Regions from separate parts of the Mus musculus genome. Here region 1 is linked to region 2. A link is a loop called in an ENCODE intact Hi-C map of the cell type or tissue named here. Cell type or tissue: left cerebral cortex. All regions are shown on one strand.

Region 1 (8,000 bases), 48 kb before region 2:
ACACACCTAGGGATGGTGAACCCGGCAGCCCAGTGCTTCTCCCCTAGTGCTCTGCAGTGCCACCACACAGCACCAAAGCCTGCCTCTCCTCCCAGACTTGCTGCCCCCTTCCTGTCACTACCTCTGTGGGTCTCTCTGTAGCCTAGGCTGACCTGGAGATTGTGAGGCTCCCCCTCAGCCTCCCAGGGAGCTAGGGATCATGGGTATTTGTAATTCTGTGTCCAACTTGGCAGCACATTTCCTGCTATTGGTGACTGTTATTAAGTAGAATGCAGGTTAGTTGAGTATATATTACCTTGTGATGCTGAGATAGTTTGATAACCAAGATGATGCCAGGTGGTTAATGAGCAGGTCCTACTAGCAGCCTGATATGATGGACAAAGGATGGTTCACGTCTGGGGCGGGATGAAGCAGACTTGCAAGATTTTTATTATATGACTCAGAACAGCACACGGCTTCAAACTCAGGAATCATTTATTTTCCCATTTAACGTTTTGGGGTCTTGGTTGAGAGTTAGTGCTGGAACCATGGATGGCGAGAACTCAGATTGGAGGCCTTCTGCATTTTAGTGATGAGTGGCTAACTAGGGTTGGTGCATGTTGGGGAGCCACTGAGGGAGCCAGTCTGATGCTTCTCGGAAGTTTAAATGTAGAATTTCCGTAAAACTGATGAATTCTACTCCCAGGAGAAATGAGAACATAAGTTCCCATACGTTGTCCACAGCAGCATTATCTGTGATATCCTAAAGGTGAATATAGTCTGACCCAGATGTCCACCAGCTGAGTGAAAGAAAAACTGTGATATATGTCTACAATGGAATATTACCTGGCAATGAAAAGGAACGAAATGTTGATAATGTCACAAGGATGAACCTTAAAAGATTTATTTTAAGTGAAGGAAGCTAGTCACAAAAGGTGACCCAATATATTACCCTGCTATTATTCAGAGGAGGAGACGTTCGTGAAGATAGAAAATAGATTAATTGTTGCCCAGAGATGGAGTGGGCATGGTGGTGATGGCGGCTAGAAGATTGGATAGAGGAGCAAGTGGTGACTGATTTGTGAACTGTCTCCATAAAGCTGTCTGTCCTTCATGTTCTTTCCACCCCAGCAGACATGCTGGGAAGACCCACACTCACCCTAACAAATGAGTTCCTGATGGTAGAGTTGCGAAGAGAGTGGCAGACTTCCACACAATTATTTTTTTTGGAAACGTTGGCTTTTATTAGTTCATCTTCAATAGAATCTACAAGGGGAAACAGGCTTGCTTTAGCACAAAATTAATTATTTAGCTCTCAGACGAGAGTGCCAGTGGACCTAGAAGTGATTTCCCCCCTCAGCATTTCTCCTTTTCTAGGTTTACTTATTTATTTTTTTATTTTTGCTAAGGGCTGCATATTATTACTTTTTGTAAATAACAAGCGAAAAATAAACTTTCATGCCGTACATATTCCTCTGGGTTATATATGGCTTCCATGTGCTGAGCAACTTAAAAATTAAATTTAGAGTTTCTATTCTAGGAAAATAGGGTTTTGTTTGTTTGTTTTTTGTTTGTTTGTTTTGGGTTTTTTTGGGGGGTTGGGGGGGGCAAAAGAGACTGGTCTCATAGGTGACGACCTGACGAACCCAGTGAGGAGCCTTTGCTTGGAGCCTCCTGCTTTTTATCTTCTTTCTTCCTGGCCTGCCAGATCACTAAGGACGTGACCAATTCTCATCATTTTGACCTGTATAAACATGCATGAACTTCGTGACAAGGAGGAGATTATCCTGATGGTGGTGGGGCCAAGCCATCAGGCCAGTGGAAGTAGAGCTGTAACAAGACACCCAGGAGTCCAGGGAAGGCAGGTCAGAGTGTCTGTGTTCCTAAGACCGCCGTTTCACTGTGTCATCCCGGCATGCGAGCCGGCCAGCATTGCATGTGCTGCATGCTTGAGAGAAGAGTGTGCAGCCACACAGTCAGATCCAGCGAGGGCTCTCAGCTGTGAGAGCTGAACTATGCGTAGTTCCTCCCTACCACACAGACACTGGCAGCAGGCAGGGTGACCTGCATTCCTAGGGCTGGCAGATCCATCTCTGGGCCTTCAAAGCCTTTCTGTTCAGAGCGTGCAGGGGCATCTGTCTGCATGTGAGGTCTCTCTGCCACGGTGGAAGCAAATGAAAGGCAGTTCCACAGAGTGCCTGCTCCAGGCACCCCATCTACTGAACTACCTGCTTCCCCGCCTGCCCACAGCCCTGTGGCTCCTTGTTCCACCCAGGTCCGCAGAGCAAGATTCCAGTCTTGCTGTTAGACTTAGGAAGGGTCTTTGCCCTTGACAAATCACCCTTCATGAGATTTCCCTTCTCATTAAAAACCATGTGTATCTGAGTGCATGCACACGTGTGTATTTGTGTATGCATTATTACTGTGCACATGTGGAGGTAAGAGAACAACCTTCCAAAGTTAATAAACTCCCTTCACGTGAGTTCTTCGGTGTCGGGCTTGCCAGCAAGGCCTTTATCAGCTAAACCACCTCACTGGTCAACATTATTTTCTAGCCCCCCCCCCCCATTTATTTCAGAGGCCTTTAGAGTAAGAATGTTTTCCAGTAAAACCCAGTGTCTCCTCCCACCCCCCATACCCTGAAAATCGTATTGGAAGTTCACATAGAGAAGAGTGAGCAGTTGATTGGTCATGAGGACTGTGCAAAAGGGTCTAGAAGCAAAGAGCTTAGGCAGGAGATGTTAGGATAATGCAAGTGAGTGATACAGAGCCTGGGTTTAGGATAGAGGCGGGAGAGAAGCCAGTGCATTCCAGATGTATTTCATAGGAAGGCAGGACCAGGGCTCCTTTGTTACTTGGGGCAAAATAATAATGACTTTGTTTCATTATTCTAATTGACAGCTCACTGTGCATATGTATAAAATGATCACTACTGCTTCTTACTGACATGTTTCACAGTGCCGTTCCTACTCTGTCTTCCAGGTAGGATCTAGAGAAGGTAAAAAGCTAGCCCAGGATCACACAGAGTGCACCACAGAGATCCAGGTCTGTCAGTCCAGAGGCCATTGAGCACCGAAGCCTAATGAAAGTGTATCAGACCTTTTGAATTTATGACTGAGATAAAAATAGTTAGAACCCTGTTCTCAGTCATAGCCAGAAAATTAAATTGGAATTTACACAGCTTTATGATGTTAGATCAAATATCCAGACAAATCTAAATGTGTGAACCCTATAAACTCTGAGACATTGAGGCAGACGGAGACTAGGCTTTGGGGATGCGGGGAGAGGGTCATGTGATTTGTGCAAAGCAGTGAAAATATTGCCGAATTCCTAAACTGTTTCTGGTCGTATTTTTCTGGATAACATTTCGTGGATGTTTTCTTCCAACTGATTAAAAAAAAAAAAAAAAGGAATGGCCTTAATTAAAATTTCTATTGTCTTTGCCACAGAGGAAGGAAGACTTTGGGTGGTTGTCATGGTGATGACTGAATGCTCTGGGAGTAGGGAGTGATTGCCACCCAGAGCCCTGAAATGAGCATTTGCCATTTTCCTCACCCCCTGAGAGGCCTTCAATACCAAACTGCATATTTCCTTAATCGCCTTTTAAATTCACATCTGAGCCACATGTGTGCCTGCAAGGGCAGACCCTCCCACGACAGCCGCAGTTGCAGGCATGAAGTCTGAGTCCCTTTCTAATTGCTCTGTGTTCCCAAAGCAAAAGCAACACGTGCAAGGTGCTCGTGAGAACTCCCAGAAGGTGATAGCAGCCAGCAGCCTTTTGGACAGAGGTGCCATCCCCACAGCCCTTCCCTTGAATGCACTCAGGAGCCTTGCCCCGGAGATAATGCTGCCACCAGACCTCTGCCATCGCCGCACAGTGGGGACTCTGCAGCCACCACACAGGATGCTGGCAGAGCCATAGTTGTAGACAGTAAAGACAGGCTAGCTGTGGGGTTTCTGGCTGACTGGCTGTGGTGGAAGGAGGGGAAATGCAGAGCTTGGTGTGTGCCTCTGAGTCGGGAGTTGACTTTCCCAGTGTAAGGGAAACTGAGGAAGAACAAATGAGTTTTCTGCGTTTCTCTTTTGTCTTACTTCTCTCTAACCTCCCCCCAGACCATACAAGTGTTATGTGTACAGTACATGCGCGTGGTGTGTGTGTGAGGCTAGAGGATAACCTCAGGCGTCCTTCCTCAGACACTGCCCACTTTGTGTTTGAGGCTGGCTTTCACACTGGAACCTGAGGCTCACTGATTTCGTCCAGACTGGCCGGGTGGTCAGTGAGCTCCAAGGATCCCCTCCCTGCCTTCCCTGGCACTGAGGTTACCAGAGCGCCACCACACCTGACTTTTTACATGGATTCTAAGAACGGAGCTCTGAACCTCTTGCCTGTGCAAATACTTTACTGACATAGCAACTTTCAGCTCTATTTATTTTTGAAATAAAATCTTATAATATTATTCAGACTGACCTCAAACTCCTAGACCCAAGCGTCCTCCCACCCCAGGCTCCCCCAGCCGGAGGGACTAGAGCTGTGTGCTTTTGCACTGGTTCACATGTCTCCTTTAGACAGTTGAGTAAGTTCTCTTTTTGGCTCAACCAGTGCCCAGGTAAACCTGGGAAGGGGTAGACTTTTGTTCCTGTCTGTAGATGGTGTTTCTGTTATCTTACCTTGTGACTGGTGGGCCCAACTCCCTCAGAGTACCGTACTGACCACAGCCCTCTGCCCCTATGCATTAGCCAGGATCCTGCCCACAATTCGGTTTCTTCTGCAGTGGCAGGTTCTCCCTTGGAGCCCTCTGTTCTTGGTTGACTGATTAATAGACACTTGGGGACTTGCAGGGAGGCATTTAACATGCATCAGATACCATCACGCAGCCGAGAAAGCCATTCACTGAGCAAGCTCTCTGCTGTCTGCGTCCCTTCCTGCCCACATAGTTTGACACTGGGGAACAGAGCCTGTATTGGGAAAGGCTTCGTTTCAAGATGTGATTCAGAGGCAGTGATGTGCAGCTGTCTGTAGAGTGGGAGGCGCGAGGAAGGATGCTGTGTGCACTCATTTCTTTACACGGTCCTCTTCAAAGGTAAGAGGCCTTGCTAGTGAAAGACCACCAGCAAGTTCCAGACTATCTTCATGCAGTCCAAACTGCTGGGACTTCCATGGGGAAGTAGAGGCCTGGGGTTGTTTCCAGAGGGTGGAGAGTCTAGTAAGAGCATCTTCTCCTTCCTTCTTGCCTTGGCAATATAAAGAATTGATTTTTGCCTTGTTGTCTTTTTCCTTTCGGGGGTGGGGGCAGGAGCTCATGTAGCTCAGGCTAGCCTCAAACTTGATATGTCACCAAGTGTCACTTTGACTTTTTGATGCTTCTGCCTTCACCTCCTGAGTGCTTGGATTATGGGGTAAGTGCTGATGTTGCAAGATGTGCCAGGGATGGAGGCCAAGGGCCCTGTGCACAATGGCCAGGCACTCTGCAAACTGAGCCACATCCTCAGCCCTTGCCTTAATGTCTGACGGAGAATAGTCCAACATTTGCGCCCCCCCCCCCCCAAGCTGTTCGGTTAGAGGGCCTGGGTTGAACTCTGGCCCCAGCCCTCTCTAGCTGTGTGATCTTCTACAAATCTCTTAGTGGTTCTGATCCTCAGTTTCTTCCTTCATGAAACGAAGAGAACGGTACCCGCCTCCTAGGTCATATCCATGTGGGAGAGGCCTGGAGTAGAGTGTGATAGAGAGAGTGATGTGCGGGCTGGGAGATGGCCCAATGGTTAGGAGCACTTAGTGGTCCTCCAGAGGACCTGGGTATGGTTTTCAGCACCTACATCTGCTTGTAATTCCAGGGAGACCTAACACCCTCTTTGGCTTCCATGGATACCTGTACTCAAGTGAATATATCCACATGCAGATACATATAAATATACATAGTGAAAAATAAGAAAATAATGTTTTAAAAGATTATATATATATGAGTACACTGTAGCTGTCTTCAGACACACCAGAAAAGAGCATTGGATCCCATTACAGATAGTGTGGTTGCTGGGAATTGAACTCAGAGCCACTGGAAGAGCAGTAAGTGCTCTTAACAGCTGAGCCATCTCCCTAGCCCCAAGAAAATAAAATTTTAAAATAAAAGAATGGGCTATGCTCACTAGAGTTACTGTTCTGGATACCCATCTTTCATTGGTATCTATGTCTACCACCAGTCTCCAGTTTTGACTCTCTGTGGGAGAAGTCTGAGACACCGACATGGTGGGCTCCCTGCTGGGGCTGTGGAGCATCTTCAGGATTCCCTCGGGTGGGGTGGGGTGGGGTGGACCCCAATAAGAAACCTTGTGGCCGCCTTGCTGCCAGATATCACATCATGGAGAAGCTTTCTATAAAGTGTCCACACTGCTGGGTGGAACCAAAGTTTGAGCCCAGTTCTGGCTTCAGGCTCACTTTCTTCCACTAACTGATGCGTCCCTCTTACCCATTCCTCTCTCCTGCCCCAATTAATGCTTGAAAATCAAAAGGAAAAAAGAAAAGAAAGAAATCCCAGAATCAAGCTAGAAGATTCTGTCAGGGTGTTGCCAGTGTGGTCATGGTGTGTACAGTGGAAACTCTGGGTTCTTGGGGTTGCTGTGGTCAGGCCCCGTCTTCCTGCTGTGTTCCTCAAACAGGACTCCCTTCCTGAATGGACACAATTGGGAAATAAAACAGGAAACTGTTTAGGTGGGGGTTTCCGAAGCCATCCCATTCCACCCTCTTCTGAGAGTCTGAGTCCTTAGTTCTGAGGTAGAGTGGGGCCCTCCTTCCCTGAGTCCTGCATAGATAGCGGACCAAGGAAAAGTACTGTTCTGCAGGTCCCCTCCGGGGTCTCCAGAACTGTTAATTCTATGGCTAGAAGTCCCTTGGAGTGGATGCATAGTAAACGGTAGGCTTAGCCAGGCAGGAGGTCCTGACTGGGGAGGTTGAAAGGTGCTGGGTAACCTGATCATGGGGACCAGATAGGGTACAACACAGGAGTTACTACAGGAGACTCCTCCCATTGGAATGTGGCTGGGTTGCCTCTGACAACCTGGTAAACAAAGGCCCCATGCTTTAATTCCTGGAGATGTCCCCTGGGCTCTGGGCACAGTGAGCCTTCAGATCAGTGATTCTTTTTTTTTTTTTTTTTTTTTTAAATTTGGCTTTTCGAGACAGGATTTCTCTGTGTAGCCCTGGCTGTCCTGGAACTCACTTTGTAGACCAGGCTGGTCTTGAACTCAGAAATCCGCCTGCCTCTGCCCCCCCCACCCCCCCAAGTGCTGGGATTAAAGGCGTGCGCCACCATGCCTGGCTCAGATCAGTGATTCTGTAAGTTCCTGTAAGTTCCAACCCCTTGGTAGGTGGGGCTCAAATGACCCTTTCACAGGGGCCACCTAGGACCATCGGAAAACACAGGCATTCTTAGGATTGTAAGCATCTTGCAATTCAAAACAGCAGCAAGATAACAGTTATGAAGTAGCAATAAAAAGTTATTTTGGGCTGGCGAGATGGCTTAGCGGGTAAGCGCACTGACTGCTCTTCCGAAGGTCCTGAGTTCAAATCCCAGGAACCACATGGTGGCTCACAACCACCTGTAATGAGATCTGATGCCCTCTTCTGGTGTGTCTGAAGACTGCTACAGTGTACTTATATATAATAATTAATAAATCTTTTTAAAAAGTTATTTTATGGTTTGGGTTACAATGACATGAGGAATTGTATTAAGGGGTTGCAGCACTAGGAAGGTTGACAATCATTGCCTCAGATCTGTGTGTTGATTTTCCCCAGCCCAGCCTGCCCTTGACAGAGTGAAGGGCCAAAGTCAGGATGTAGTAGGTTACTGAGTACGGTAATGTGGATACTCCTGCCTCTTGTTGCTTTCCTCATTACGATGCTGTTCCTACCTGCAAGGCTTTGGGCTGTTTCCTGGGTTCTAGAGAGACACCACTTCCCTGCCAGCAATTTCTCTGGTCCAATAATGTGGAGGAAATTCTAGAGGGGAAAAGGAATAAATACATTTCTA
Region 2 (8,000 bases):
GTAAATTAAAAAAAAATTGTAGAGAAGTCGGGGGCACATACCTTTAATCCCAGCACTTAAGAGGCAGAGGCAGGTGGATCTCTGAGTTCGAGGACAGCCTGGCCTACAGAGTGAGTTCCAGGACTGCCAGGGCTACACAGAGAAGATAGACAGACAGACAGACAGACAGACAGACAGACAGTAGAGAAGTACAGAGAAACTTTATTTCTGCATAACTTGGGGTTTCTGTGGAGAAGGCATTCGAACATTGACAGTGGCAAGTGTGACTGCCTTGTTTGGGTCTGCGTGCCCACAGTTAGATCCGCATACAACAAGAAGTAGCCACTGTGTAGGGTATTAAATGTTTCTTGTTCCCTAGACTAGCTTTAATCTGTACTCACCCCGGAGAGCCGAGGTTCTGGGTGGTCCTGGGGCTCTGATCATCATGGTTTAAATACAGGAGTGTTCTGCTGTGTGCTCCCAGATCAAAGCCCAAACAGTCCTGGCTAAACCATCATACAAGCCCTGTATTGGAAGGGCAGGACCTTTTTACCCTGGAACATAGCTAGACTAATGCCCCATCTGAATTCCTGCTCATTTTCCCATCTGTGTTGGAGTGTCTTCTTCTGACTCCAGTGAGCCATTGTTCTGTCCTGAGTGATGGGGCCGCATGCAGAACTAGGGTAGGACCTGTCCTTAGGAGGCTTTCAGTGTGGCAGGCCTTGACAGAAGAACCATGTCCAGTGTCACAGAGTCCCTCCTCTATCCTCAGCTCACAGTTTTAGTTGTCACCAGTACCTCTCCCCAAGCTGGCCGGGCTTGTGGGTGGGGGTGAGGGCCATGAGTGGAAAGACAGTAGGTGGCAGAAACTAGAGTATGGCTCTGGAGCAGCCGTTTCAGTGTGGTGATGGTGTCAGGCCGTAGTCCCATTTACACTGAGGAGTGTGTCAGGAGCGGCCTTCTGGAAGAAGTGGCACTTAAGCCAGGTTCCGACAGTAGGAGAAAGGACTGAGCTTGGGTTAGGGGTGGAGGGATGCTCTGAGATAAAGTAGATAATGTTTCCTGGAAGTCTCGGCTGTGCTGTGGGCTGAATGTGCTGCTGCCATTACAGGGACGTGGACAAGGTGGAGCGGCAGGCCATGCCACAGGCCAACCACACTGACGCCTGCCAAGAATGTGGCCACGTGGGACCTGGGCACTCGAGAGACTGTCCTCGTCGAGGCTATGAGGACTCCTATGGCTTCAACAGGAGGGAGCAGGAGGAGGAACGCTTCCGTGCTCAAAGAGACCCACTGGAGGGCAGGAGGGACAGGAGCAAGGCCAGGTCCCCATACTTGCCAGCTGAGGAGGATGCCTTGTTTGTCGATCTACCTGGTGGGCCCCGAGGCCAGCAAGCACAGCCACAGCGAGCCGAGAAGAACGGGGTGCCACCTTATGGCCTGGGAGAACAGAATGGGACCAATGGGTACCAGCGGACTGCTCCTCCCAGGGCCAACCCAGAAAAACACAGCCAGAGGAAGACCGGCCTGGCCCAGGCAGAGCACTGGACAAAAGCTCAGAAGGGGGACGGCAGGAGGTTAGTCTAATGTGATAACAAGGGTGGGGCCGGTCGGGTGCTGTCATTTCTCCAGTACCTGCTCAGCTAATTAACCGCTCTACCTCTATGTGAATAACCTTAACAGTCCTCCACAGGAAGGTGGTAGCTCTAATTTACAGACCAGAGAAATGGGCTTGGAGAAGGGAGGTAGCCTACCTAGGACACACAGCTTAGTGGCAAGGCTGTGTTTAGAGTGTGGTCTGTGGACACAGATGGCCAACAGTGTCAGTAGCTGATCAGCTTTGCACTGCTGTCCCTCTGCTTCCAAGGAGTCTCTGTAGACTCTTGAGAGCACTGAGACCCAGGTGTCACCTCCCAGATGCCTGGAGGAGCCCCGGGAAGAACCCAGGTATTGTGGAAACTCATCCTGTCATTGGTAGGGGCTCATTTGAAGAAAAACATTTTATGTTTATGGGTGTTTCCCTGCATGCATGTCTGAGTACCAGATATGGGCTAGTGCCCATAGAGACCAAAAGAGGGCATTAGTTCCCCTAGAACTGGAGTTAGAAACAGTACCATGTGGATGGATGCTGGGAACTAAGCCTGAAGCCTCCGCAGGAGCAGCAAGTGCTCTTTAACAGCCAAGCCATCTCTCTAGACCCTTTCTTTCTTTTTTCTTTTTAGACAAGGTCTCATTATGTAGCCTGTTTGGCCTGGAACTCACTGTGTAGACCAAGCTGGCCTTGAACTCATAGAGCTCCACCTGCCTCTACCTCCCAAGTACCATGAGGAAAGACGTGCACACCCCACCCAGCCAGAGCTAGTTTCAGAGTTTAAATCTGAAGGCAGTGGACAGTAGGAATGAAGGAGCCACCAGAATGCCTGGCTCTCGAGACCTTTTCATGGGAGAAAGTCCTTGCAAAAAAAAAAAAAAAATTAGACCATTGAGCTTCTAACTCGTTGTTGATGAAATGGGACTCCACAAGGCTCTCACCACCCACAGACCTCGTTATTCCTCGCCACAATGGCCTGCCCTGTGGAAGGCACAAAGGTGGTGTGTGTCAGGGAGCTGAAGGGAGGGGGATCAGCAAGGGGAGGAGAGGCAGTGGCACTGAGGCTGAAAGCAGAGTGCAGAGAAGATGCACATTGGCCCTGGGGTTGTACCGTCCTAAAGGGGCTGCACCCCGTGTTCCCAGATATTTGTCCTTAAAGATTATGTAGCTGGGTTTCATGGCACATGTCTGTAATCACTAGAGGGTGGCTGTAAGTTCCAGGCCAGTCTGTTCTACACACACACACATACATGCACATACACACATACACGCATACACACACATACATGCACACACACTCACGAAAATATATATAAGTATATGGTAATTTCCTATGGTAAGTGACCAATGGGTCTGGCTCCTTAGTGAAGGAACTTCCTCCATTTTCCATTTGAAAACACAGATAAAGAAGCCAGCTATCTCACCTTAGTGTGTTGTAAGACTGTGCTGACCTCCTTGTCACTGGACAGAGCACACAGAGGCATTGGAAGGAAGTCCACATAGGGAACTATTTCTCACTTATCCCCATATTTGAGATATATCTAGATTGCATCTCCTGTAATTTAACGCTGTTGGGATGGGGTTAGCAAGAGTCTTACATACCGGTACTTAGAGTCCTCGCCTTCTACTTTCACCGGCACCCAGTGTTTAAAGTAAAGTGTACTTATAAAATAAAAAGGTGGGTGGGGCCAGGGATTAAAAGCCGATCAGAGGGAACACAATAGGAAATGAAAGGCTTGCATGATTGACGTGGAAGCGAGGGTGAGGGATTTCTTCAGCAAACAGGAGCAGTCACAAAAGTTGACCTTACATTTGGCGTGACTGTCTTGCAGCCACTTTCTCAGGATATCCTGTTTAATTTTTCTGGTTTTGGAACCACAGGGCAGGTGGTTCCTAATACAGGACTATGTAAGGCCAGGTTGGACACATGTCTGTTGTCAAGACAGAGGCTGCCCCAGGAGCACCCACCTGCTCCTGGGACCTATCCTGCCCCTCCCTCCACTAGCCAGTTAATCATTATAGTTTGGCTGCAGGAGCCAGTGGCCACCATCCTACTAATGTCTGAGGTCTCCCCAAATGGTAGACAGTGCATAAGTGGGAAGCAGGGACTGAGGACAGCCTCCGGATTTGGGATACTTAATAGTGGGAATGGGGGACTGTGACCATCTAAACATGGTAGGCAGGTACTCTGCATAGGCTGTAGAGACAGATGGACGGAGCAGTCCCACATCTGCTGACTGCTTCGGCCACCACCCACCTCTGAGGATTTGGGAGCTGCTACCACATTAGACGTGGGCTTTGGGAAAATGAATGGAAAACCTCTGCCACCTAGTGGCAAGCAGGCACACCTGCATGCTAGACAGGTTTGGGTTGAAGTGATCTTAAAATTACCTCAACTGAATGAAAAGAAACTGAGAAAGGGAAGCTGCCATATTTGATGGCACCTATTTCTGTCCCTCACGATGGTGAGTCAGAGGGGCTTATTATCCACGTTGTGCAGAGAGGCGAGTGAGGGTAGAGCAGAAGAGATGGACGTGAGGTCAGACGATATGAGTGATGTACTAGGATTGGAATAGCATCCTTCAACCTCTGGGGCTGTTTAACAGGGTGAAAGTACCCTGCCCAGAGGTTATTATTCATAGATCTCCTGGGCTGAAAGACCTACATTTTGAAATTATATTTTATATAGGGTCTTGATCCCAGACTGGCTTCTGGTCTGTTTATGCCACACTGGGAGTTGAACCCAGGGCTTTGTGGATATTAGACAAAGACTGTTAAAACTGAATTATATCTCTATCCTGTATTTCTAAGATTTTTAAAAAAGATTTATTTTATTTTATTTTATGTGTACCATGTGTGTGTGTTCCTGCTGTCTGCAGAGGTCAGAAAAGAGAGTCAGAGCCCCTGGAACTGGAGTTACAGATGGTTGTGAGCCACCATGTCGGTGCTGAGAATTGAACCCAGGTCCTTTGTAAGAGCAGCCAGTGCTAAGGCATCTCTCCAGCTTTTACTTTTAACCAAAAGTAATAACTATGGGAGTAGAGAAATGACACTTGGCACGAGTGATTCTTGTGCAGTTCCACCCATGTCAGGCAATCCCAGTGTTAGGGGGCAGACAGATGGATCTGGGAGCTCACTGGCCAGCTGCCTTAGTCAGACAAGAAGTTCTAGGCTAGGGAGAGACACTGTCTCAAGGGAAGGGGGCAGAGAATGTTAGAGCAGGACCCTTGATGTCCTCTTCTGGCCTCCAGACACAAACATACATGGGTGTGCCCACTCCAACACATGTGCATACACACACAAACATAATCATACATTTGAAAAAGTAATAGTTATATATTGATGGAACAGATGGGAGATTTTGGTATATGCATACATTGTGAAGCTGTTGAAACATTAATATTCATCACCTCACCCACATATCCTTATGTAATGTGGTAGCAATAATCACTCTGTTCTTTGAGAATTCTGAAGTTATTATTATTAGCTGTGGTCCCCATGTTGTGTACAGTGGGGCTCTGATACATGCTCACGTGAAAGTCTGCACAGCTGACCAACATCTCCTGCTTCATCTCTGCCATCGCCAGCCTTACTCTTTGCTTCTCTGCATCCCATGTACAAGCGAGAACATGCAGTGACTGGCTTAATTCAGGAGCCTGCCCTTTGAATAAAGCCTCAGGTATTGCTGCTGCTGCTGCCGCCTCCACTGACCATATACTCAGAGTTAGCATCATCCCAGAGCAATGACTGACACACAGTGATGTTTTTGTTATAAGTTTGCCATGTGAAGTTGATGAGACAGAGTTAGGATTTGAACCCAGGCTTCTGTAATCCCAGAGCCTATTCTCTTTACAAGGTCACACTACCTTGCAGATTAGACTGAAAAAAGCAAACGACAACAAAAAAGAACTTAGAGAGAGAGAGAGAGAGAGAGAGAGCAGACAGACAGACAGACAGACAGAGGTGGGGGGAGCGCACACACACTTGAGCAGGCACATGGATGCTGCAATGCACATACAGCATTTAGAAGAACACTTTTGGGAGTCCATTCTCTCCTGCCACCGTTGGTTCTGGGGATTTAGTTCAGATTATCAAGCCTGCTTGGCAAGCACTCTATGTACTAAGCCATCTCACTGGCCGTAAACTGTAAAAAAAAGTTTGAATTTATGTTCTGAATGTTTTGCCTGAGTGTATGTCTGTGCATTGCTGTGCATGCCTGATGCCCATGGAATTCAGAAGAGGGAGATAGATCTCCTGGAACTGGAGTTACAGGTTGTTATGAACCTTTTGTGGCTGCTGGGGATTGAACCTGGGCCCTCTGGAAAAGCAGCAAATCTCTGACTGCTGAGCCATCTCTTCAACCCCTAGTCTTTGACAATGTTTCCTGTATCCTAGAATGGCCCAGAACTTATTGCACGGCTGAGGACGCCCCTGAACTTCCTTTATTTAAAGATTGATTTACTTATTTAATGCATATGAGTCCACTGTCACTGACTTCAGACACACCAGAAGAGGGCATCAGATCCTGTTACAGATGGTTGTGAGCCACCATGTGGTTGCTGGGATTTGAACTCAGGACCTCTGGAAGAGCAGTTGGTGCTCTTAACCGCTGAGCCATCTCTCCAGCCTGATCCTGAACTTCTTACCCTCCAACTTCTACCTCCTTATTGCTTTTATAGGTGGTGTGTACCACCACGCCTGTCCATGGAGGGAGGGGAAGCCGTGTCAGGAAGGTGCATAACATGCTAAGGCTCTCAGGATGTATTTTCCCTTACTCAGAACCCTAGATGAAGCACTAATACTACCTCACATACAGGTAGGGAAACTGAGGCTCAGAGCAGTCAGTAAGCCTCCTGCAGTCATGTCCAGTGTATGTAGAATTCAGATTCAAAACCTACTTTTTGCTTTTTGCACAGTGAGAAGTTACTGAGGTAGGGGGCTCCGTGGTGGACAACCAATGCGGGATGCTCATGGTGTGTGAGGGGGAGGCGGTGAGGGTGCTCCTCCATCCCTGGCAGTCTAGGCTGCTGGTCTCAGTCCTGGAGGGAGCAGTGAGAAAACAGCGGGACCTCAGGGTAGGTTGTAATCAGATGTTAGAGAGCCCTGAGTACCAGGCAAGGATTTCGAGGGCACTGAGGAGGTTCAGAGCACACTGGAGTGATGAGATCAGGTGACCATGTACAAGAAACACATCAGGAGGCTCTCAGAGTTCTCTGTAGGAGGGAAGGTACCAGTGTCTGGGTTAGAAGGGTAGCAAAGAGAAGACATCCCTCCCCACCCGCCTCCAGCCATTTTCTTTGTGAGTTTTGAGGGTTGGTGCTAGGTTCCCAGGCAGAAGGAGAGCCTCTCACCCCAGAAAACTCTTGAGACCTTCCAGACCAACACACCTTGCTTGTCATTGACAACTGGTAAGAGAGGAGAGACGGTTTAACCACACCGCTCCAGGAGTGATGGGCACAGGAACCCTGCCGTGGTCCCAGCTCTCAGAGAAAACTGGTTCTGGGTTCAGTGAGAAGCCCCAGGTGTCTGCGTCAGTCGCTGTTTGGGGTCCTGATGTCTCCCCCACAAGATGACCCTGTGGATTTCCTTAGCTGTGTTGCCTTGTGTGATGGCCTGACATGTTCTTTGTCTTTCTCAGCTTGCCCTTAGACCAAACACTTCCTCGCCAGGGTCCCAGCCAGCCCCTGTCCTTCCCGGAAAACTACCAGAGTCTTCCCAAGAGCACTAGACATCTTTCTGGGAGCTCGTCACCCCCTCCCCGGAACCTGCCCAGCGACTACAAGTACGCACAGGACCGAGCCAGCCACCTGAAGATGTCCAGTGAAGAGCGCCGGGCACACAGAGACGGCACTGTGTGGCAGCTCTATGAGTGGCAGCAGAGGCAGCAGTTCCGTCACGGCAGCCCCACCGCACCCATAGGAGCTGGCTCCCCAGAGTTCACCGAGCAGGGTCGCAGCCGGAGCCTGCTGGAGGTGCCCCGCTCCATCTCCGTGCCTCCGTCTCCTTCTGACATCCCTCCTCCTGGGCCTCCAAGGCCCTTTCCGCCCCGGCGGCCACATACACCAGCAGAAAGGGTCACAGTGAAGCCACCCGAGCAGAGGAGGAGTGTGGACATCTCTCTGGGGGGTTCTCCCAGGAAGGCACGGGGTCATGCTGCCAAGGTGAGGCCTGGGAACTTCTACCAGGTGACTGGGATCTTGTATCGAGAGACAGAGTCACTCGGTGGCTGCCTGGCAGCCTGTAAGTCAGGAAACAATATAACAACCCAGCTGAGGTCGAACTCTCAGGGCCTTTCAGTTTGCTGTGCTGTGCCCAGTGAGAAAGGTGTCCATTTCAGACACCAGGCTCCTAGGGCTCAGAGAGATGGAAGGACGCATGGTGGGCAGTCCTGGTAGTGAGTGGCTGAGGTCTCCTTGCCTGGCCTCAGTCTG

What was found. Hi-C counts contacts between places; a loop is a spot of excess contacts. Peaks named below come from ENCODE experiments on the same cell type or tissue, not always from the same donor. Only the 100,000 strongest peaks of a DNase experiment are listed, where the experiment ranks them.
Region 1: it touches region 2 in a loop (5-fold over the local background); 2 of 42 quality-filtered maps call a loop at or near these places.

The regions. Positions count from the first base shown.
Region 1 is chr7:116,205,999-116,213,998 of GRCm38, reverse strand. The region is part of intron 3 of Plekha7 (pleckstrin homology domain containing, family A member 7); the gene reads left to right. Among named protein-coding and RNA genes, the nearest start is that of Gm44867, 81 kb to the left of the region's middle. In left cerebral cortex, a CTCF peak has its summit at 7,626 (motif pointing left); DNase peaks (open chromatin) are centred at 3,509 and 4,934.
Region 2 is chr7:116,157,587-116,165,586 of GRCm38, reverse strand. It overlaps Plekha7 (pleckstrin homology domain containing, family A member 7), which reads left to right. Exons shown (of 27, transcript NM_001305185.1): 10 at 1,091-1,555; 11 at 7,208-7,730. Among named protein-coding and RNA genes, the nearest start is that of 1110004F10Rik, 68 kb to the right of the region's middle. In left cerebral cortex, a CTCF peak has its summit at 3,897 (motif pointing left); a DNase peak (open chromatin) is centred at 3,886.